Linked DNA regions of Mus musculus: all the other regions are linked to region 2. A link is a loop called in an ENCODE intact Hi-C map of the cell type or tissue named here. Cell type or tissue: heart. All regions are shown on one strand. Links, peaks and the distances in the headings refer to the core of each region. The heading gives the core; the rest is flanking DNA.

The links. A loop is a pair of places that touch in the nucleus more often than their neighbours do. Peaks named below come from ENCODE experiments on the same cell type or tissue, not always from the same donor. Only the 100,000 strongest peaks of a DNase experiment are listed, where the experiment ranks them.
Region 1: it touches region 2 in a loop (2.2-fold over the local background); 5 of 42 quality-filtered maps call a loop at or near these places.
Region 3: it touches region 2 in a loop (2.0-fold over the local background); 4 of 42 quality-filtered maps call a loop at or near these places.

What each region holds. Positions count from the first base shown.
Region 1 is chr11:58,967,992-58,975,315 of GRCm38, forward strand. It overlaps Trim17 (tripartite motif-containing 17), which reads left to right. Exons shown (of 7, transcript NM_031172.3): 4 at 496-726; 5 at 2,436-2,458; 6 at 2,551-2,654; 7 at 3,036-5,084. The coding sequence ends at 3,586. It also overlaps a transcript of Trim11 not described here. Among named protein-coding and RNA genes, the nearest start is that of Trim11, 6.4 kb to the right of the region's middle. In heart, for the core only: a CTCF peak has its summit at 3,125; no DNase peak of the experiment used is centred there; H3K27ac peaks cover 699 bases.
Region 2 is chr11:59,205,778-59,213,101 of GRCm38, forward strand. 2310033P09Rik (RIKEN cDNA 2310033P09 gene) reads left to right here and starts at 2,584. Exons shown (of 7, transcript NM_024210.2): 1 at 2,584-2,896; 2 at 3,043-3,088; 3 at 3,192-3,274; 4 at 3,351-3,423; 5 at 3,531-3,616; 6 at 4,196-4,327; 7 at 4,450-4,959. The coding sequence starts at 2,652. The coding sequence ends at 4,567. Arf1 (ADP-ribosylation factor 1) reads right to left here. Exons shown (of 5, transcript NM_007476.3): 4 at 7,044-7,168; 5 at 5,635-6,918. The coding sequence ends at 6,757. Mrpl55 (mitochondrial ribosomal protein L55) reads left to right here. Exons shown (of 4, transcript NM_001302336.2): 4 at 1-361. The coding sequence ends at 30. In heart, for the core only: a CTCF peak has its summit at 3,544; DNase peaks (open chromatin) are centred at 2,544, 2,944, 3,444, 5,984 and 1 weaker place; H3K4me3 peaks cover 2,390 bases; H3K27ac peaks cover 1,318 bases.
Region 3 is chr11:58,951,432-58,958,755 of GRCm38, forward strand. It overlaps H2aw (H2A.W histone), which reads left to right and starts at 3,254. Exons shown (of 1, transcript NM_178218.4): 1 at 3,254-3,761. The coding sequence starts at 3,307. The coding sequence ends at 3,699. It also overlaps the pseudogene H2bu1-ps and a transcript of Trim17 not described here. In heart, for the core only: CTCF peaks have their summits at 3,548 and 3,793; DNase peaks (open chromatin) are centred at 3,150 and 3,560; H3K4me3 peaks cover 4,192 bases; H3K27ac peaks cover 2,628 bases.

The sequences.
Region 1 (7,324 bases), core at 1,012-6,011, 240 kb before region 2:
GAATACCCAGAGCTATGTGGGAAAAGCCTCTCTCAGAGGGAAGGAAGGAAAGATAAACAAGTGCATAAAACATGAGGGGGGCAGGTATTTAAGAAGTTTGTCTGCTGTCTTTGAAACTCTTGATTTCTTACTATTTTTGAACAACAGCTTTAGGGACATGGGTAACTCCAAAATCATTTTAGCCTGGTCATTAGGAGTCCCCCGTCCTTTTTTATGAATCATGCCTGTGTCTTTCTTTGAGGTTGCATGTTCTAAGCCCACTGACACCAGGACACATGGACATTTGAATGTATGGGTGTTATTACTCAAGGCCTGTTAGGGTGCAATAGGGATGGTGTGGAGAGTCTTGGTCAAAAGTCTGGCTTCCCCAACTTTTCCTAAGAATTCTAGGTCACCGGTTGTCCCAGAATTGCTGTGTGGCAACCCTGAAGGAAATCCCTCCTTTCTGAATCCATCTCATAGCCAGTTTGGGGTTCCCCCATTCCATTTCGACAGGAGAGAGTGAAAGAGCGGAGAGAACGCATCCTGGAGGAGTTTCAGAAGGTGGTCTTGTTTCTGGTGGAAGAAGAACGGAGGATCCTCCAGGTCCTGAAGAAGGAGGAAGAGGACACCTTAGGGAAGCTGCAGGACAGCAAGGCCTCCCTGGACCACCAAAGCCGCTCCCTGGACCTGATCCTGTTGCAGCTGGAGGAGCGGAGCCAGCAGGAGCCCCTCCAGATGCTGCAGGTGAGGCCAGAGGTTGCTGAGGCGCTCCTGTCTTTGGGATTTTCTGTGTTGCCACAAACCCGTGGGTACACCAGGAGGTGGGGTGTGGCCTGAACACGTGCACCCATGGGTACACCACGAGGAGGGGTGTGGCCTGAAGATGTGCACTCAGCCCAGGGGCTTGCAAAACAAACACAGCCTGACAGAAAGGATGAGGCTGGGCTGATATTTGAAGGTCACTAGCCTGTCTTGTCCCAGCGCTACACGGTGCCTCACAGCAAACAGTCCACATTGTCCACAGTATACACACACACACACACACACACACACACACACACACACACACACACAAAGGGAGAGACAACAAATACTTTCTTAAAAAGCGGTTTTGGCCCAGGGTTCTGGAAGTCCAAGAGCATGCTACCGCCCACGGCTCCACTTCTGCTCATGACATGACATGACGTAACAGCCCGCCAACACCTGCCAGAGTGAACAAGGGTAGACTGACTTCAACACCCTTTCTCGTCTCCGTTCACCATGGAGGACCTGTGGCCTAATTAACTCTTAAGGGCCCTCCCACACTCTGCTCAATACCGTGACACTAGGAATTAAACTCCAACCTGATGTTGCTGGGAACCTAACATAGCTAGCCAAGGCAGGTGGGCCATTGTAGTTTTCTAGGCCAGGGGTGCTTCTGTAGATTCTGGCTTCTAGAAAATCTCCAGGGACCCTAGGCTGTCACCCCCAGCCCCTCCGCCATCCACGCCCACTGTGCTCCCTGACACCCTAACTGCATCAGCAGCTACCAGAGGTCTGCAGAGGAGGAAACTGCTCCCTCCTTATCCACAGCTTAATCCCCAGATGGCTTCATTTTTGCTCAACCTGAAAATATCAAAGGAGAAAATCCAGACGTAAACAGTCATCAAGTTTTAAACTGCATGCTATTCTGAGGAATATGATAAAATCCACCTGGGCTGGGAGGGAGGCATCCCTTTGTTCAATATCTCTATGCTTCGTGTTATCAGCAGTGACTGTCTTGGCTATCAAAGCTACTGTGAGGTGCTCTGCAGGTGTGCATGAGGAACATTCACAGGAGCAGTGAGGCTAGCCGAGTTCTGTTGCCTCAGAGACGCTTGATCAGCCAGCAGTAGAGTGCTTGCTTAGCAGGGAGGGGCCCAGCCTCCTTTAAGTGAAGCTCTGTGAGACTCAAGGGCCAAGGTTGCTTAATGATTTGTGAGCACAAGCTCGCCATGGTTCACTGTTAGAGATGGCTCTGTTCTATTGTGTTAGCATTCTCTGTGCCAGACGCATAAACAGTATCACAACACACACACATACACAAAAGCACGGTATGTGAAGGACTTCTGACTCGGGGTTTACTGGATTCTAGGGAGGAGGCGTGGGGAAAGAGCAGGGTGGTGTGGCTCAGTGATAGTGCTTGCTTAGCAGGGGTTCTGCCCTCTGTCTCCACTACCTTAAGTGCTGATCATGGTTCCCAGGACTTGGCCTCCTCTCCGCTGACCAGACCTCAGGCTTGCGACCGTGGACTGAGGGAAATGCTTAGGGTCTGCCAAGCAGGAGTGAAAGGGAAGCTTCCAGGAAGAGTACAAAGTTGTTATCTGACAAGGGACTGTCCAGCTGAGGACATGTCCCAAAGTAGCGGGCAACAGAGGTAGCTTTGACACCAACAAGCAGGACCAGCTCTGAACTCTCCTCTCTGTTGCTTACAGGATGTGAAGGACACCTTGAACAGGTACTGTCACCCTCAATAGAGGTAGTGGGGGACGTGGGGGAGGGCAGAGCACACGGAGAGGCAGAGGGGACATGAGTCTGTATTCCCTGGAGGAAGGAGAGCTTCAGCGTGCAGTACCCAGAGGTGGTCCTCCCCGCGGCTATCAAGACCTTGTGCAGAGTTCCAGGACAGATAGAGGTGCTCAAAAGCTTCCAAGGTAAGTGGAGACCCGGGTCTCCAAGGACCCCAGTTGTCTGGGCACTGCTCTGCCTTACCCGGATGCCACACAGGACCAGCGCTTCCAACTAGAAATTAGTGTCTCAAACTGTACTCACCATCTTTCTAAGCCTGACTGCTGAAATAAGTTTGCCCCCATTTAGCCCTGGTGACTCACCATCATCAATATCCACGGGGATTTGTAGTGTAGAACCCTTGGGTAACCCCAACCGGTTGGAACTGGTGGAGGGGAGGCTTTTGGGTGGATATGGAAAAGAGCCATTTAGCCACTGTGTCTGTCACACCCCGCCCATCTTGAGGGTTCTGGCTCATTCACCTTGAATGACCCCTACTCTTCTCTGTCTACCTGGACCCTCTGCAGAGGATGTGATGCCGGACCCCAGCTCAGCATACCCCTATCTCCTCCTCTACGAGAGTCGCCAGAGGCGGTACTTGAGCCCACCGCCCGAGGGCAGCGCCCCCTACAGCAAGGACCGGTTCGTGGCCTACCCGTGCGCTGTGGGGCAGAAGAGCTTTTCCTCTGGAAGGCACTACTGGGAAGTGGGCATGAATCTCACCGGGGATGCACTCTGGGCCTTGGGGGTGTGCAGGGACAACGTGAGTCGGAAGGACAGAGTGCTTAAGTCCCCAGAAAACGGCTTCTGGGTAGTGCAGCTGTCCAAGGGGAAAAAACAGCTGTCCCTGTTACCCAATTCCACTCTAGTCACTCTCACAGAGCCTCCCAGCCACATGGGGATCTTCCTGGACTTCCAGGCTGGAGAGGTGTCCTTCTACAGCGTGAACGATGGGTCCCACTTACACAGCTTTTCCCAGGCTGCCTTCCCTGGGCCGCTGCTGCCATTCTTCTGCTTGGGGGCTCCCAAGTCAGGCCAGATGGTCATCTCCACAGTGACCATGTGGGTGAAGGGATAGAGGCTTGAAGCCGGGCAGACACTGGGTGTGCCACAGTTCCCCAGAAGGCAGGGTGCTTCACCACCGTGGCCACCTACCCAGGCTTCCCTGGGGCACTAAGAGTTAATACCTGTGCTGGCAGGGTAACTGAAATACAGTCAAGATTCAAATGCTCAAGTGAGACCGACTACAGATAAGATGCTAAATGGGGGAACTTTGGAAAGGGTCCTGCTTATCTCAGAGTGGACTCAATTCTTTTCTAACACCCTTCCCCAAGAACCCCTCCCACTTCCCATTCCTGTTAAAAGTTACTAGCATGCCAGGACTCAAGTGAGATGGTGAACTGGCATAGCACATGTTTCCACTGTGACCCTTCTGTGCCCATGGTGTGACATGTATCTTGTCTCCCATTGGGGTCAGTCAACCACAGACATGAGGGTGGCACTGGAGGCTCTGAGCAACAACAGGTGCTGCGGGCTATGAACACAGAGTAAAAGTGCAGAGGGAAACCACCGACTCCCTTGGTCACCACTCTCAGGGTTTTCCATGTCCTTGAGGTCATCCTGCCCATCAGTAGTACTCTGCATCCTTTTCTGAGCCCTGGAGTTACGCACTTGTGCATGCTTGTGTCTATCCTCACAGCCCCTGCTCCCAGGATAACTCTGAGACTCAGATATATTTAGATACCTAGGCCATAAACCTTGGCTGTTCCCTAACTAGCTCATAAGCTAATCTTCCCGTTACTCTAAGGTCTGCCACATGGTTGATAACCTGGTCCTCAGGTTTTGCTGCTGTACATATCAGCATTCGGGGGTCAATCTTCCACCTGTCTCTATCCCAGCATCCCCCTCCTGCTCTGTCTGATGTCCCATCTAATTTCCTGCCTCAGCTCATTGGCCAATAAGCCTTTTATTGACAGGTGAATGCTTTTACACAGTGAACAAGAGTTTCTCTCTACATTTCCCCCTTTTAGTCCAAGAAAAGGCTCCTTTTCTTACAAAATAAACTATATACAATAACCATTGTAGTGCTCAGCCCATATGTTCCAAAACTATAGACATGACAAGTTAGCTGCTTTGACAGTCCCTCAGAATTCCTGTATAATGGTGGAACTTCAGTCTTCAGCCCTCTGGCACCGTATAACTGACAGACTTTTCTGTGCAGCAGGAATGATGAAGGACTTAGCTATCTTGTTCTTGCAAAGCTTGGCAGTTGAGTTCCCTGCATCCCAGTTTGTCCATTCCGGACAGCATTCAGTCAGCATTTGAAGCACGGACAGTTTCTTGCACAGTGGCAGTGGCCACATTTGAAACAAACTCCATAGGGAGATTCTTTGATGCTCAACTTTCTTTGAAGTAGAAAAACGGGTCCTGTTGCCAAAAAGCCTTTTAATAATAAAACATCTTTAAATGTCATATTCTGTAGATCTCTGATGTTTCCAAAAACCATCTATAACTGAATTGTCTGTTTCTAGTTAGTCACTATTTGATTATTAGTCTTGAAAACATCTACTGGAGGCTAAATAAAACTTATTTTGAAAATAACTAAACTGGTATCTATAAGACCATACATTTGATTGACTATTAACATGTATTAATTATCCTAAGCTGTTTGTAATAGTGGCTTTTAAGAGAATGGGAACTTAATACTTCATTTTTAATAATCACCTAGGTACAAATATTATTTGCAGTAGCAAATAAGAGTTGAAAACATAGTATGTTGCAGCAAAATATAACCTCAATTTTGCATTAAAATACAAAGATAAAGGGCTGGAGAGATGGCTCAGTGGGTAAAAGCACTGACTGCTCTTCCAAAGGTCCTGAGTTCAAATCCCAGCAACCACATGGTGGCTCACAACCACCCATAATGAGATCTGACACCCTCTTCTGGTGCGTCTGAAGTCACTGTACTTATGTATAATAATAAATCTTTAGGCCAGAGTGAGCAGGGACTGAGTGAGCAAGGTTGACAGGAGTGAGCAGAGGTCCTAAAAATTCCCAACAACCACATGAAGGCTCACAACCATCTGTACAGCTACAGTGTACTCACACATATAAAGTAAATAAAAAAAAAAAAACAAAGATATATACCAATGTAAGATTTTTGGCTTGCTGATACTCTTTGGTCTAAAAGTAGAACTTAATACTCCACCCTTTTTTCCCATTACTCCTCTATCCTCCCACCCCCTTTTTCCTCAACACTAGAACGGTGAGAAAGGATCGAGGAAAGAAAGAGAAAACTCTGAGTCTAACCGTTATCGTTTCCTCCCTGATCCAAGACCATTACAACTTGTAGCCACATCCCTTAAATGGCAAACACCCATAACTTATCCAACTACCAAAACAATCACCCTGCCTTTGGGAATGGGGGGTCGCTTTCTTAAAATTGCCATCTGCTGATTTGGGGCAGTTTCCTTTTGGGGACCAAGAAGACTGGGAAGATGGTCAAATCCTAAGAAAGCTGTAGCAGTCGCTGTCCTGTCTCTATGTGCCGAAAGTTCAGGGCTTCAACAGTCTGTGATGCTGACCAACTGGGGTGAAGTAGCTCTCTTTGAAGCTATCCTGGATGCAGACTTTTGAGGGAGTCTGAGGTAGGACCAGGCAAGATGCCGGAATAAATACTGTAAGGGTCCATGAATCGCCGAAGAATGATAACCCAGACTCAAATAAATGCAAAAGCAGAGTGTTTTATTCTGCAGAAGTCCCGCATGCTGGGGTCTACTGTTTATCAAGATGGAGATGCCCAAGAGAGCTCACAGGCCCTATTTAAGCACATTAGGGGGAATTCCAGGGAGGGGTGGGTAACCTTATCTTAATTCACTGGCTCTATATCTGGGGACATTCCAGAACCACCACTTGGGGCTGGGGGCTGTGTGGAGGGGGGGCGGGGGGGGGTGTTGACTGTTACTGGGGAAACCTGGAAACTGTTGCTGGGGAAGCCTGGAAACTGTTACTGACCATTGCCCTTGCCTCAGGCCAGGTGGGGGGCAGCAACTGAGGGTGGGGCACTTTCTGATTGGCTGCCCGAGGCTTAGAGGATTTTCCAGTAACTGACTTTTGCCCAGTTCTGAGAAACAGAGATCTAGGCCTGGTCTCCTGAACTGCCAGTTTGAAGCCTGTCATGGAGTCAGCCTGTCTCAGTCCTCTCACTGTGCCTCAGCATCTCAGCGTCCTCAAGGTGGATCTTGTCAGGGCTGCTTTTCTGGTGGTTTTTCAAAGGTAATCAACATTTCCACTTTAACATAAAGTGTGAAGTGCACACAAATCAGTGAAAGATGAGTCTTTGCTCTTTGAAGAAATGAAAGACATCTGTCTGTCTTTATACGTTGGTTTGGATTCTCTGACCAACTGTGATATAAACTTCCATCCAAGCTGTATGAAGGGATGGAATGGCAGGTCCCAAGTGTTCCCCAACAAGGGGATACCCTGTCTGTCTCTCGCTGAGCTACCATCGTTAGTCCTGTTAGCCTTTGCCACATTTTTTGTGTATTTCAGAAGGCTGAGCCTTTTTTTTAATCATCTCTAGAAAAACATTGTTTCTAGGAACACTTTACCTATAATCCTTTTGACCTTATTTATCGTAATTAAAACATCTGACAATTCTGATTTTTCTTAAAACCTTTTAAGACTTTTTTCTATTAAAGTAACCTCTGGTTTTGTGTCCATTAATCCTTTGAGCTCCTCTACCCAACTGTGATTTTAATTTTGGCCTCTTATCATTTATAGTAGTTTGTTATAATATCTGATTTTGGGTATCTTT
Region 2 (7,324 bases), core at 1,392-6,391:
AAACAGTTTTGGACCAAGACCAAGAAATAAGTCTGTCAGGGAGTTCCACCAGGGACATTTTGTAAGGATGGAGGGCATCTATCTATTTACCATACGTTCTTGAAACCATAACCACCTGTCATTGTCTTCTTTTGCGTGGAAGCCCAGTCCTGGAACTCATCATTTCTGAGAAGTATGTGCCAAGTCAAAGCCAGATTAAAAGCTTTGCTTTAGGGCCCATTTAGGTCAGACTTTTGGGGTTGACTCTTTGTTTGGGTTTTGATTTTTTGAGACATGGTCTCACCCTGGTCAGTCTAGAACTCAATATGTAAACCAGGCCTGACCTCCTGAGAGCTGGGATTAAAGGTATCTGCCATCATACACAGCTTCAGACCTCTGGGTTTTAAACACTGCTATAAAGCTGGTTGAGAAGTATTTGGACAGTGGACAGGAAGTACCAGCAACTAACAGCTCTACTTGCCTACTATTAGAAACCCCCAAGGTAAACTCCTGGATCACATACACCCTGCACTCATCCTTCTCACCTCCACCCTTAATAGGGCCTTTCCTAAAAGACAACCGGGGGAGAAACACTTCCCTGCCCTTGGGAACCCAGGAGTGTGGCCAGGCAGTGTGTCTTGAACCCCTGGTGTACTCCATTCTGCAGAATAAGTGACTATGTAAACCAAATCTATGAGTAGCTGCCTGAACCTTTGTACTCCTGATGTTGGTATAAAATCCCACTGGCTTCCTCCAGACGAAGGAGCACACAGAATAGCTAACCTCAAAAGCAGGCCTGGGATTATCCAACCCTTCATCGTGTTACTCCATTACTTGACATTCTGGGTGTCACTAGAATAGGTGATTATACAAGGATGCACAGGCCTTAGAACCGTTCTAGACATTTGTCCCGTGACCTCCCAGACCCATAGTCCACCTCCTCCTTAGCGTCACCTAGTATGCATTCTGTGATCTGACCATGCAGCTCGACCTTCCGTGTCCTAAGCATACCTGGCCTGGTTAAAGGTGAAGGCCCAGAAGCTGCTCCCTGGCTTTCTGGAGACCTTTCCTAGGAGACGGCTAGTATGCTCTTCTTTTGCTGTGGCCCACATGACTGACCGATGCTCCCTTATTGTTGCAGATTTTGTTGTTTACTGGAAAAAAACATTTCTAATTGTGTGCCTCAGCCTTAGTACACACCTTTAATCCCAATGAAGGTAAACTTAGTTAGAAAGAAGCACCCATGTTTGAAAGTGATTTCCAGTGACTCAGGGAGATTTGACAGAATAGGATATGCCTATCTCTCATGAGAACAGAGAGGAAAGAAGTGACTTAGGGGAAAGAATAGGAGAGGGCAGTTTACTGGGACCATTGTACAGAGACAGGTTGCAGAGAAAGAACAAACTAGCCAGGTGAAGACAGAACGAGCCAGAAAATGAGCCAGAGATTAGAACATAATACCAAAGGTCGTATGAGGCCAAGCAGAGCAATTCGGGGGAAGCTGGAAGAAGCCAATTTGAATCATTCAGTGTGGAGGAGTCTGAGCCAGAATAGCTGAGTTGACCACCCAGCTAGATAGAGTTCAGAAGAGCATTAAAGGGTGAGCTTATTCAGCAATAGGTCTCAGAGGTTGAAAACATTCTAGGCCAAGATAAGATTGTATGGAGGCTAGAAGCTTCCAGGACAAGGCCTGGGTTAGCAGACAGAGGCGGTAAGCTTCAGAAATGACAATTACATCAGGCAAATAAAGGATACGTTTCCACTTTATTGTGCAGCTCCCCTTGGGACCATCCATTCATCCCGAGTATGATCTTGTTCTGAGGAATCTGTCCCAACTGTGTCCTCTAAAGCCAGGCCATGACCTCAGGGCTCATACCAAGAGCCTCACAAGCTGTGGCAGGTACTCAACGTGTTCAGGATGAAGACATAAAAATGAGGCTGTCTTGGTCTATTTGGGATGCTAGAGAGTTCCAGGATGGGTATTTTTTCAGACTAGGGATGAAACCCAAGACCATCATGTTAAGCAAGTGATCTGTCATTAAGATGTAGCTCAGTTTCTGTTCATTTTGAGGCGCAGCCTCAGTAAATTGCCCAGTAAAGCTTCACCTGCAGAGAACACAGATCGCTCTGGTTTAGGGATGCTTTGGCTTTCATGTCACATACGCATATTCTGTCACCCAGAGCATGGAAGAGTGAATCCATGTTTCTTTGGTGACTTTATCTGTCCCTCTGTTCCGTGAAGGTTTGCCATTATTTAACTTAGTTTCAACAGTGACCCGGGACCTTTGGAGTTAGCATTCTTGGCTTTCCAGAAAGCAAGGGGCCGGCCCCTCCTGGTGTCACTAAGGTTTTGTAGTGTCCCCTTCCACCGAGATTCCTTCACACGAGAGTTATCAGGTGGGATAGCACAGCCGCCTTTTTGAGGAGCTATTGCGCAGGCGCACGTGGCACTAGGATGAAGGATGCGCCAGAGAAGCCCTGAACGCCCTTTAGAAAGAGGATCTTGATTGATAAGGCCCTCGGATACGCAGTGCGCAGGCGCACGGGCACGTTAGCGAGAGCGCAGGCGCGCGCGGGGGCGCGAGAGTGACGTCACGGCGTGCGTCCGGAGTGCTGCGGGAAGTCCGACTAGAGACCGCGGGTACTGAAGGCTGTGCAGTGGCTCCAGCGCCATGTTCGGCTCCAATCGCGGTGGCGTGCGTGGCGGACAAGACCAGTTCAATTGGGAGGACGTGAAGACTGACAAGCAGAGGGAGAACTACTTGGGCAACTCGCTGATGGCGCCAGTAGGCCGCTGGCAGAAGGGCCGCGACCTCACCTGGTACGCGAAGGACCGCGCGCCGTGTACCGGCCCGAGCCGTGAGGAAGAGCTGGCAGCCGTGCGCGAGGCGGAGCGTGAGGCGCTGCTGGCCGCACTGTAAGTGCCTGGTCTGCGGGGCGACCGCAAGCCCCGAGGGCGGGATCTGGGTGGCCCTGGGGCGGGGCTGGATGTGGGCGGGGCACAGGAAAGAAGGGGACCGAGGGGCCAGACCCTTGATGAGCATTCCTGACCTTTGCTCGCAGTGGTTACAAGAACGTGAGGAAACAGCCCACCGGCCTGAGCAAGGAGGTGAGTCTGAGATATGGGTTCGAGGTCCGCGGGGTGGTTGGGGGGGGGTGGGGGGGTCCGTCTGTCTCGGCCTAGAACCTCCTATCTTACCCTGCTTTCGCAGGACTTCGTGGAGATCTGCAAACGGGAAGGAGGAGACCCCGAGGAGAAGGGCGTGGACCGGCTCCTGGGCTTGGGCAGCGCCAGGTTAGGCTAGTTGGGGAGTCCAGGGTAGGCCTGGGCGGTGATTGAGAACTGTCCTCAAATGCTCTGTCCCCTGCAGTGGCTCCGCGGGCCGTGTGGCGCTATCCCGAGAAGACAAAGAGGCTGCCAAACTTGGGCTGTCAGTGTTCACGGTAAACCCTGTCAAGCCCAATGCACAGGATCCTGGGGTTTAGAGGTGTCTGAGATGTGGGGCAGGATTCCCTGGGTGTTCCTCACCACGGCTACTCATGTCATACAGCACCACCGTGTGGACAGCGAAGGCCCAAGCACTGCCCCAACTGCTCCCAGGAAGAAGCCTCGCGCTGAGGACAAGGTCGAACCGGAGTAAGTTGAGTCTGCCTCCCTGTGCATAAAGGGGCAGACTGCCTTAGCTCTCTTAGTTTGACTGAAGTAGGCGGACCTCCATCTCTGGGCTGGAGTCTCAGTAGCTGCCATAGGTGACCCAGCAGGGTGACGCTCAGGACCATGATACTGGCCAGTTTGGTGGGAGGTGCTTGTGGGGTGGGCGGCACACAACTTTCTTTAATCCCAGCATTTGGTAGACAGCAGGCTGATCTCTCAGAGTTCTCACAAGCTGGTACGTGTGTCTGGTTACTTCTACTTTTGTGTCATCTCAACTTTGTACCTAGGTAAAATAGTGAGTTCCAAGCTAGACAAGGCTGCATAATGAGAACTTGTCTCCAAGGAGAGAGGAGGCTCACCAGGTTGGCAGCATTCCAGCACTCATCTTTGTGGCCATGGAGCCTAATAAGCTCATTTATAAATATGAACTCCCGACATGTAGATATTATCAGTGCACAATGGATCCTGTTCTAGTCTGCCTTTCCCTGCTGGGTGAGACTACCCCACAGTCGAGTAGACACGAGTCCTTCAAGCTCGGATCCTTTGTATTGTTTCTTGCAGTGCAGAGAGCCATAAGAAAAGCAAGAAAGAAAAGAAGAAAAAGAAGAAGAAACACAAGAAACACAAAAAGAAGAAAGACAAAGAACATAAGAGGGAGGCTGACAGCTGCTCCTCATCTCCCTCTCCTCCCCGGTAGGCTAGGCCCAACTCTACCTGGGACACTAAGGAAATGGGAGGCAAAGCTAGCCAGGCCTGGTGTGGTGCTTGGCAGGGTGAGGGACCCTTTAAGTGTCTGGTTGTCCTTGTCTTTGTAGGCCCAGACACCAGAGACATTCTGACTTCTCTCCCTGCTCTAAGAGGAAGCGGGAACATAGCCAGGACAGTGGAAGGAATCCATCCCGCAGACGACAAGACAGAAGCTCTGATGACTGAGAATGGCTACACCAAAGGACACCAGAGCCCTGGATGCCAAGTAGCTACCAGCCCACTCCCTACCTGCCCAACTAACTGTCCCTCTGTGGCTGGGATAAGGCAGGTGGCTGCTCCCCAACAGGATCCTGAGCCAAGCTTGCTGGATCTTAGGATCTATCTTGCCATTTGGAGGCAACTACTCCAGGTCATAGAGTGGGTCCTGGGTTACCAGTCTAGTGGTTCTAAGAGGGTAGTGCTCTTGCCTTGTCCCCCTGCCAAGGAGGATCTAACTGCCCAGGAGACTGTCTCTGCTGCCACAGGCCAGGCCCTTGAGGTTAGGGTGCGTGTTACTGATTACTCCTTTTTTGTGTGTGTATCAGCCCACTTTGTACTTAAGTAAATGTATTTTAAAAGTAGAGTGTATATTATCTCGCTGAGGACAGGTTAGGCTGGGAGCATGGGGCCCCCTTCCAGTATATATTAAGGGAACTGGGTCTAGGGACCAGAATCCTGTCCTTGAGGCTGCCTTACAACCATACAAGTGGCCAAGAAGTTGGAAGAACAAACTTTTGTGATCTGAAGGCATCTGCTGTCTCCCTAAGAGGTTCAACAGCCAGATAATAGCAAGACAGTAGAAATTAGGGCTGCTACAGTATAGAAAGTTCTGATTGTAAAAGCTATTGTGCTGTGAATGCATACTTCTGGGCAGACCCCAAAATGTCCTGAGACTCATGCTGTTGCTTCTATGAAGACCTGTGCCCTGCAGGTAGCCACCTAAGCATGAGAGAAGACTAATTATCTAAGACCTCAAGGGGGTGAAGGTCAGTCCACTTAGGCAGGGGCCTATTCGGAAGGATGATAAACTTTGGATCTTCTAGTGGTCACACCTACCCAGAGATAAGCACTCCAAGGCCAGCTGCCCCAGTCTGTCACAGAAAGGAAAGGAAAGAAGCACGTCAAGACATCCAGATCTTACCAGATTACACTAGGGCTTAAAGGGCACCTGTTTCCCTGTTTCCTATAGCATGAAAAGGGCTCTCAATCTCAGGAAGAAGCCTGGCAGTGGTGGCACTGACACACAAGCCCATCAAATAGTTAAGAGACTTTATTCTAACAGCTATAATTACAGTGCTTGTCGAAATGAAAACTGAAAACAAGTATACAAAACAGTTGATTACTAATTGTGTATTGAAAGCGGTAAGAGGTTCCACGACACCAAATAAACCAGTTCTGAGATTTCCCCAAGATAAATTTAACAGCTCCAGCTTCTTCAGTGTTTATCAAAATACAAAAGAAAAAAGTAGAGGTCGTCTTTCGATGGCAAATCGGACCCTTGCAGGCTGAGGGAGGAAGCTACTTCACACATGGAGATGGGGGTGCTCCAGGATGTGGGTCTGTAATGGACCGACCCTCCCACCTTGCACGCACTCCTGCTGGTGAGACCCAGGCCTCCTGCCAGCGCGTCCAAGTGGGCCCAAGAGTAGGCTGGGTATGCAGGCTGCCATTGGGCCTTGCACACACCAAGTACAAGCCAGGCCCTGCACCCCACAATGGCTCCCAGCCTACCCTAGGTAACCGTGTGAGCACAAGTACAAGCACAATGCTATGGAATGCAGGTGACCCAAAGACAGGCGAGTCACGGGGGCTCTACTGTGACCATGCAGCGGATGGTGGTTTGTTCATCACCTTCTCTCCTGTTCCCACAGCGAAACAGGTGATCTGATATCTAGCATTCAGGCCATTAACTGCAAAACCTACACTAGGCATAGTCTCCGTTCTGTGTGTTCAAGTGTTCTTGTCCTGTATTTTTAACTATTTTTAAAAAATGCACTGAGTTTGGGTTAAAAACCAACCACCAAATGGATACCGACACCAGTCTACAGCCCAATGGCTCCCGGAGGCCAGGTGCCCCTACACCCAAATCCCTTCTCAGTACTGACAGTTGAGTTGATTCTCTTTTTACAATAAAAAAGCTAAGTAATATTGCATAGGAGTACCAGAAACTGCCTCAGTGGAAACAGAAACTATTTACATTAAATAAAAACCTGGCTGCAGGCTGCGTCTGCACATGTACAGCACGGTGCGATGCACACTGTGACCAACCCATGGAGACAGCTTCTGGCACTCAGGACCACAGAGTCGCACGTTTGCCACATGAGAGGAAAGCTGAGGGCGGAGAAGAGGAAGTGAGGGGGAGGGAGGGGTCTGGTTCACTTCTGGTTCCGGAGCTGATTAGACAGCCAATCTAGTCCTTCATAGAGCCCGTCCCCGCTGGTGGCACAGGTGGCCTGAATGTACCAGTTCCTGTGGCGTAGAGAGTGCAGCCCCAGCTTGTCTGTGATTTCGGCCGCATTCATGGCATTGGGGAGGTCCTGAGGAAAAGGAAGAATTAGTGGCAGGGACCACAAACAGCCAATAACCCTGGGTAGCCTTTCACCCCTCCTCTTTCTTCCCTGATACAGGTTTTCCTTCAGGGAAGGACCTTGCTGGTGCCTACCTGCTTGTTGGCAAACACCAAGAGAACAGCATCTCGGAGCTCATCTTCAGCTAGCATCCTCATGAGCTCTTCACGGGCCTCGTTCACACGCTCTCTGTCATTGCTGTCCACTACGAAGATCAAGCCTGAAACATGGCCACATTAGTGCACATACTGAACACTCCCCACCAGACCCCACAGGTTCTAGATCCAGTCCTTCCACTGGCCGTGATGTTTGGTGTGGCTTCATGCCCTGAAATGGCAAAGACCACAAGGCTCAGTGAACCAACTGTATCCCTTTG
Region 3 (7,324 bases), core at 1,012-6,011, 250 kb before region 2:
TTATTTGGTGACAGGGTCTCATTATGAAGCTCTGGATAGCCTGGAACCTGATATGCACACTACACTGTCCTTGAGCACACAAAGATCCACCTGTCTCTTTTCCCAACTGCTGCCGTTACAGGACTATGCCATGTCTGGCTTTCAAATCCTCTATTTTTGAGACCATTAAAAATACTAACAGTGGTGGTGTGTGCCTTTTATAACAGCACCCAGGAGGCAGAGAAGGGAGAACTCTGAACGCCACACCAGTCTGGGCTACAGAGTGCAGTCGAGACAGAGACAGGCAGAGACAGAGAGACACAGAAAGAGACAGAGACAGAATGTGAAAGACCTGTTGACAGGCCTCGCTTCTGATGGTGGATCAGAGTTCACGTTTTCCATCATAGCTAAGGAGCAAATGTATTGGATAAGGCAAGCATGACAAGATGCCCTTATTTCTATCTATTATTTCTTGTTCTATCTGTTTATTTCTGTCTTCTTAAGAGAGATCAAAGGAAAGTCGTTTATACGCCACACACTGACTGTCTGTGCCCAGGAATGAATTTGAAATAATAATCCGGGCAGTCGGACAAAAGGGACTGAGCTGCATCTCAGTGGAGAACCTTGGCTAAGCCTAGAGGTCTGAGGTTTGAGTCTCCAGCTAACCCCTCCTGATTTAGTTAGGGTTTCTCTTCCTGCACAAACATCATGACCAAGAAGCAAGTAGGGAAGAAAGAGTTTATTCCGCTTACATTTCCAAACTGCTGTTCATCACTGAAAGAAGTCAGGACTGGAACTCAAGCAGGTCAGGGAGCAGGAGCTGATGCAGAGGCCATGGAGGGATGTTCCTTACTGGCTTGCTTCCCCTGGCTTTCTCAGCATGCTCTCTTATATAACCTAAGACTACCAGCCCAGAGATGGTCCCATCCACAAGGGCCTTTCCCCCTTGATCACTAATTGAGAAAATGCCTTACAGTTGGATCTCATGGAGGCATTTCCTCAACTGAAGCTCCTTTCTCTGTGATAACCCCAGCCTGTGTTGTTGACACAAAACCAGCCAGTATACCTCCTCCCATCAAACCTAAGTGAAAGACTAGTTTTACTAAAACTAAATGGTTCATGTCTTAACCGATTCTCCACCGTCCCTGTGTCCTTTTTTTTTAAAAAAAAATACCGAGATAATTTAGTTGGCATGTTTAAATTTCAATAGACAATTCTGGAAGCAGCAAATAGTTAAATGTAATATACATGTAACTGTTGTTGGCAGAAGGAAAATAAGAGAGATATTTTCAAAGAGAATAATATGAAATATCTTTTTAAGAATTATTTTGACCTGACTTGTATTAAATTGATGAAGCAATAGGTATTTTCAAGAATGGTTTTAAAAAAATGATTTTTAAAAAAATTCCTGGTTTGTCATTTGTATCTTTGCAGTTACTTGAACTTCAGATAAAAATGCTTCAGATGCTAACTTTAAAACACATGATGCTATCAAAAACCCTTTTCTGTGGACCAAGCTGGAAAGCAGAAGGTGGCACAGCTACTGTAGGAAGTTCAAGCAGAGATAGCCTCCCCTCAAATGCCAAATGTCAAATGCCTGAGTCCAGATGAGAGGGGCTCCCTTTGACAACTTGGTAAAAAAATAAAATGTACGTAGTATTCCCTGCTGGTGACTATAGGATTCTCAATATGTCTCGTAACAACTCAAATAATTATCACGAATCCTCTTTTCATAAATAAAAGCCAAACCAAGGAAAGTGGTGATCTTTCCACAGGTAAAATTCCCTGCCCAAACGTTCTCCATAAAAATGACATTCTCCCCAGTGTAGGGGAATGCCAGGGCCAGGAAGCAGGCAGGAGTGGGTGGGTTGGTGAGCAGGGGAAGGAGGAGGAAATAGGGTGTTTTCGGAGGGGAAACCAGAAAGGGAGATAGGATTTGAAATGTAAATAAAGAAAATATCTAATAAAAAAATTTTTAATGACGTTCTCCAAATAAATGCTGAGTGTGGATTATTCTTTTACTAATGCTTCACAGAAAATTATGCAGCTTTAGGGGAACAACTCTTGCTCAAAACAACGGAACTCTTTCCCACCTCCCATCCCCTAACCACTGAAACTGCTTGCTGGCAGCTCAGGCTAATTACATCCTAGCTCCTGCACACAGGCTTTGCGGTGTGCCGCCCCTCCCCCCGCCCCGTTTCCAGCATACTGCTAGTGCAGGGTTTATTGACATGATATAATGTCAGAATAGTTTTCAGGGGCTAAAGACGCCTCTCTATTCCAGAAAAGGATGGAAAGGGTGCTAAAGGGAACACAGATTCAGAGGCCACCAAGGGGGCCCACATCCAGAATACCACCTCACTGTGACCTCGCCCACCGAAACTTCAGGCTTGGGGAGAGGACTCACGCCCCTTGCCTGCTCCTGCAGCTGTCGTTCACACTCTACGCTTAGGAAGGGCAAAGCAGCCATACCCCCACATTTCTCGCTCAAAAATCGGACTTGGCCGCACCCAGTGTCAGGGAACGCCTCGGGCGCGTGGCAATCGTCAGTGGCCCGCACTGTGTTCAAGACCCTTTTAACGACTGTATGGGTGGCTCTGAAAAGAGCCTTTGAATTGAGGGCACCCTCGCCGCGCCTCACTTGGAGCTGGTGTATTTGGTGACTGCCTTGGTGCCCTCGGACACAGCATGCTTGGCCAGCTCCCCGGGCAGCAGCAGGCGCACGGCTGTCTGCACCTCGCGGGACGTGATGGTCGAGCGCTTGTTGTAATGCGCCAGGCGGGAGGCCTCGCTGGCGATGCGCTCGAAGATGTCATTGACGAACGAGTTCATGATGCCCATGGCCTTAGACGAGATGCCGGTGTCCGGATGCACCTGCTTCAGCACCTTGTACACGTAGATGGAGTAGCTCTCCTTGCGGCCCCGTTTGCGTTTCTTGCCATCCTTTTTCTGCGCCTTGGTGACCGCCTTTTTGGAGCCTTTCTTGGGGGCTGGAGCTGATTTGGATGGATCAGGCATAATGTCTAGTTGTACTACGGAAACGCGGACGCCCCTGTAGCAAGAATATTTGTATGCCTTGCATTCAAATGAAGGATCAGGCATCACTCCCTTTGATTGAATACAATTTTACATTACGTCATCGCGGGGTAAGGCATATGCAAATTAGGAAGGCTCCGCGTTCTTTTCTGATTGGTTCTTGTTGGCATCCAATAGGAAGGTGCAGTCTAGCCTCCCTCCTGATCATATATAAGAGCTTGCTGGCGCTTACGAATTCGTTTTCGCTAGGTTTCTTTTCTGTTTTTGCGTACTTTTGGTTATCAGTGGAAGATGTCTGGTCGTGGCAAGCAGGGCGGCAAAGCTCGTGCAAAAGCGAAGTCTCGTTCTTCCCGTGCCGGCCTGCAGTTTCCAGTGGGCCGTGTGCACCGCCTTCTCCGTAAGGGTAATTATTCGGAGCGGGTCGGCGCTGGTGCCCCGGTGTACCTGGCGGCTGTGCTAGAATATCTGACTGCTGAGATCCTGGAATTGGCTGGTAATGCGGCCCGCGACAATAAGAAGACGCGAATCATCCCGCGCCACCTGCAGTTGGCCATCCGCAACGACGAGGAGCTCAACAAGCTGCTGGGCCGCGTGACCATCGCGCAGGGCGGCGTCCTGCCCAACATCCAGGCCGTGCTACTGCCCAAGAAGACCGAGAGCCACCACAAGGCCAAGGGCAAGTGAGGCCCCTACCGGTCGTTAGTGCGACTTTTACAGACACCAAAGGCTCTTTTCAGAGCCACCCACAACCTCATTAGAAAGCGCTGTACACTGAGCCTGTCGCCAGTTACTGGCCAGGCCAGTTCTCCTGACTCCTTCCGTGCATTCCTGCATCCCTGTGCGGCGCTTGGGGAGCTCAAGGGAGACCAACGGCTTCATCTGCGGGTGGCCTGCGGGCCGTTGGAGGCGTTCGAGTTTCTCCCCACCACTCCGTGTCAGACACAAGGTTGCAGTTAACGTTCGTGTTTGGACATTAAGGGGATACTTAATAATAGAAATTAGTATAAGGTTCTGGTTTAGATGCTAGTGTTTCTATTGAAACTGGGTTAAATTGACATGTTCAAGTCTTCCAGTTAGGACGGGGTTTTCAAAGGTTTCTGAGGGGAGACTTGGTATTTCAAATCTACTTGTTTATATAAATGTTCTGTTACAAGGCGATTTACAACTTTGGAGTTTTGCTGGTTTCCTTTGTGGGGGTGGGGAGCCGGTCTCTAGGCTGCTTCAGCCTGCTTAGTGGTAGGATTACAGATGAGCATGGTGGTCCTGCAGGCCTTTGGAACTGGTTAATCGGATCCACTTAAGTAGCTTAACCTTGGGGAGCAAAGTGATTTGTCAGGTTCTGGTTAAACTAGGTGTGAGAGTACAGCAGTGTCCTTTGTCATAAAGTTTAAAGCAGCATCATACTAAGGACATGCTTTTATAGATGATTGTGACTTCTTTAAGCAGCATGACGAATGGTTGAGTTACAGGTAAATCAGGAGCGTGGTTGGGAAAGGGAGAGGAGGGGGTTAAATGAGTTACCTTTAAATCGTTTTAAATGGCACAGAATTGGGCCTCTTCCCTGTTAACTGCTGTACACTATTTAAAATTTAACAATACAGGCCACGAAGACAGTTATATAATGTTTATTATATAATTTATATAGACTGTACTGAAACTGGATCTGTTCAAGCCTGGGCTCCTCAGACACCGTCTGTAACTACAGAGCTGCTCATAAAATACCAACGTCTTAAAGCCATTTGTCTAAGGATAAGCAATTTTCCTTAACGGTGAGTCTTAACAGAGTGATCAATAGACTGCGTATAGATTATACATCTGCAAATGGGTGGTCTCAGTAAAACAAAGCCAGAGGGTTGGACCTCCAGAGATCTTTATGTTCTTTTAGTTAGAATCTCTAGTTCTAGTTTTAGTTTGTATGTGTTCATAGGTCATTGTAGCTGCTCAAACGCTTGAGTGGAGGTTAAACTTTTTAGGAATTGGGTTATGTTAGCATTTATTTAATGGTGTTATAGAGGCATCGTGGAGGGAGGTGTACTAGGGTAGTTTCTCATCTCTTCTAAGGCTGCTGTCAAATGCACAACCACTACCCAAAAGGAATATTTAATTTCCATTTAGGTAAAATGTAATGTAAAGACGCAGCTCATAAGTTGCCCTGTCATATGTGGCTAGTGAATAACTAGAGAGCACAGATTCTGAGTGTGTCTACAAAATTAAAGGAAGTTCCAATCATAGCAGCTGTGATCTAGGATCTGGTCATCTGGATTATCATTTCCAGATGGGAAGTACCAATGTGAAAAGAGAATGTTCACTGGATTCAAGCACTCCATGATCCATTCCTAGGTATATGCCCAATAAAATAAGAGTACGTGTATAACATAAGCTACACAGGCGGAGGAACAGTTATCAGTCATGAAACCTAAAAGGTAGAGGAAACCCAAATATTCATCAGCTGAGGAACAGCACAAAACTGTCTGTTCTTGTGACGGAGCATTAGTCAGTGAAGGGACTGGACAAGATGACTGAACCTTCATGTCCAGAACGGGCAAAAGATACAGGAGCTGAAGGAGGGGAGAGAGTAAGCATGGACCTTCCAGATGTGGTCCAGGAAGAAGGCTTAAGAAATGCGCTCAGTGTGCTCGCATGAAGACCTGAGCAGATCCAGAACCCATGTAATGCAGGGCCAGGTTAGCACTTTAACTAATTCCAGTGCTGCCAGGGAAGACCGGAAAATCCCTGAAAGCTCGCAGGCCAGCTGCTATGGCATAAACAGCGACTAACAAGAGACCCTGGCAAAAGGTTGGAATTTGAGACCAACACCTGAGATTGTCCTCAGACCTTAATGTATGAGAGCATGAGTGCCTGCACTCACATTCATATATGCAGAGGTGTGCAGTGCACACTCACCACTCACAAGGGGGTCAGGGGCAGGGTGGATGAAGGAAGCCTGGAAGCCCTAAGGACAGAAAGAGGACAAAAATTTGGTCCAGTGTTTCCTTTCTAGAGTAAAACTGACCCACCTCAGGTAAAAGGTGAAACTCCTCGTACCACAGCTGCCATCATGAGAGACCATGTGGAGAGGCAGGAGGGGACCTGATCCTCACTCTGCTGCAGCTCTGAGCAGGCCTTGGCAGATAGCCTTGCCAGGTTCAGCCTGCATGGGTGTTGTGTGGAGGTATGGAGGTCTTTCCCTGGCCCACTGTGTCTCTGAGCACATGCCTGTATTAGAGTCATTTCAGCCACTCTGCATGTGTTCCTGTGCACTGCTGAAGGCAAGAGACAGGGTTCCAGAAGGATGCAGCTTGAGCCAACCTCGGAAATATCTCGGAACAGTGTTTGCAGTGTGTGGGAGCTCTCTGCCTGTCTCCGCAGCATCCCGTGTTCCTCTTCTGGGTGTGGGTCTTTCCTCCAGCCCTGCTTCCCACCTTAGTCTCTGCTCTGTGGGGCTATTTCTTGTGGGCTCACCCACATGTCCAGTAATCTCCCACCTCAACAAAATTCAAAATATACCTAATATGCAGTCCAGCTCCCCTACTCCTGGGCATCTCTCCAGACGAAATGAGATCAGTATGTGGAAGAGACATATGTACTGACATGCTCATTGTGGATACTGTCGCTAGCTAAGATAGCTAAACATGGGACTAACCTCAGTGTCTGTGAAGGAGCAGATCCAAAATGCAGTATATACACAGATAAATATTACATAAGCTTTAAAAAAAAAAAAAAGAACCCAAAATTACATTTGTTGTCACATGGATGAACCTAGAGGACATTTCAGTGTCTTTTGGCATCATAGGAGATTGGTTCTCATCTCTGACCGACCCCCGAGCCTGGGCAGGCACCAAAATCTATGGGTACCCAGGATCCTTATATACAAAGCCATAACATCTGCTTATAACATACAAATGCCCTCAGTGTTTTAGTATGCCACCATAACTCCTTGTAAACAATGCAATGTAACTATAGGGTAAATAGTTGTACTAGGCTGACCAAAAATCATTGTCATGAAGCTCGATGCACATTCAGTAGAGATAACTCAAGAAAGTTGAAGAGCCGGGAGAGGTCAACTGGGAAATCAGTGGGGGTCAGCTGGAAAGTCATGAAAGCGTCTCCAGTAGGCTAATGGGGTGCTTCAAGGACCACAGAGGCTGCACTTTCCATTCTGTCCCTCAAGCTAAATTCTGGGGTTCAGAACAACTGCCAGGCCAGTTGGACTCAGGCTGTGTAGACAGCTAATTTCCTAATATGAATGGCAAAGCGGGATGGATGTGTAGTAGGCAGGGGTCTCAGGCCTCCTTGCTGCACATCCCAG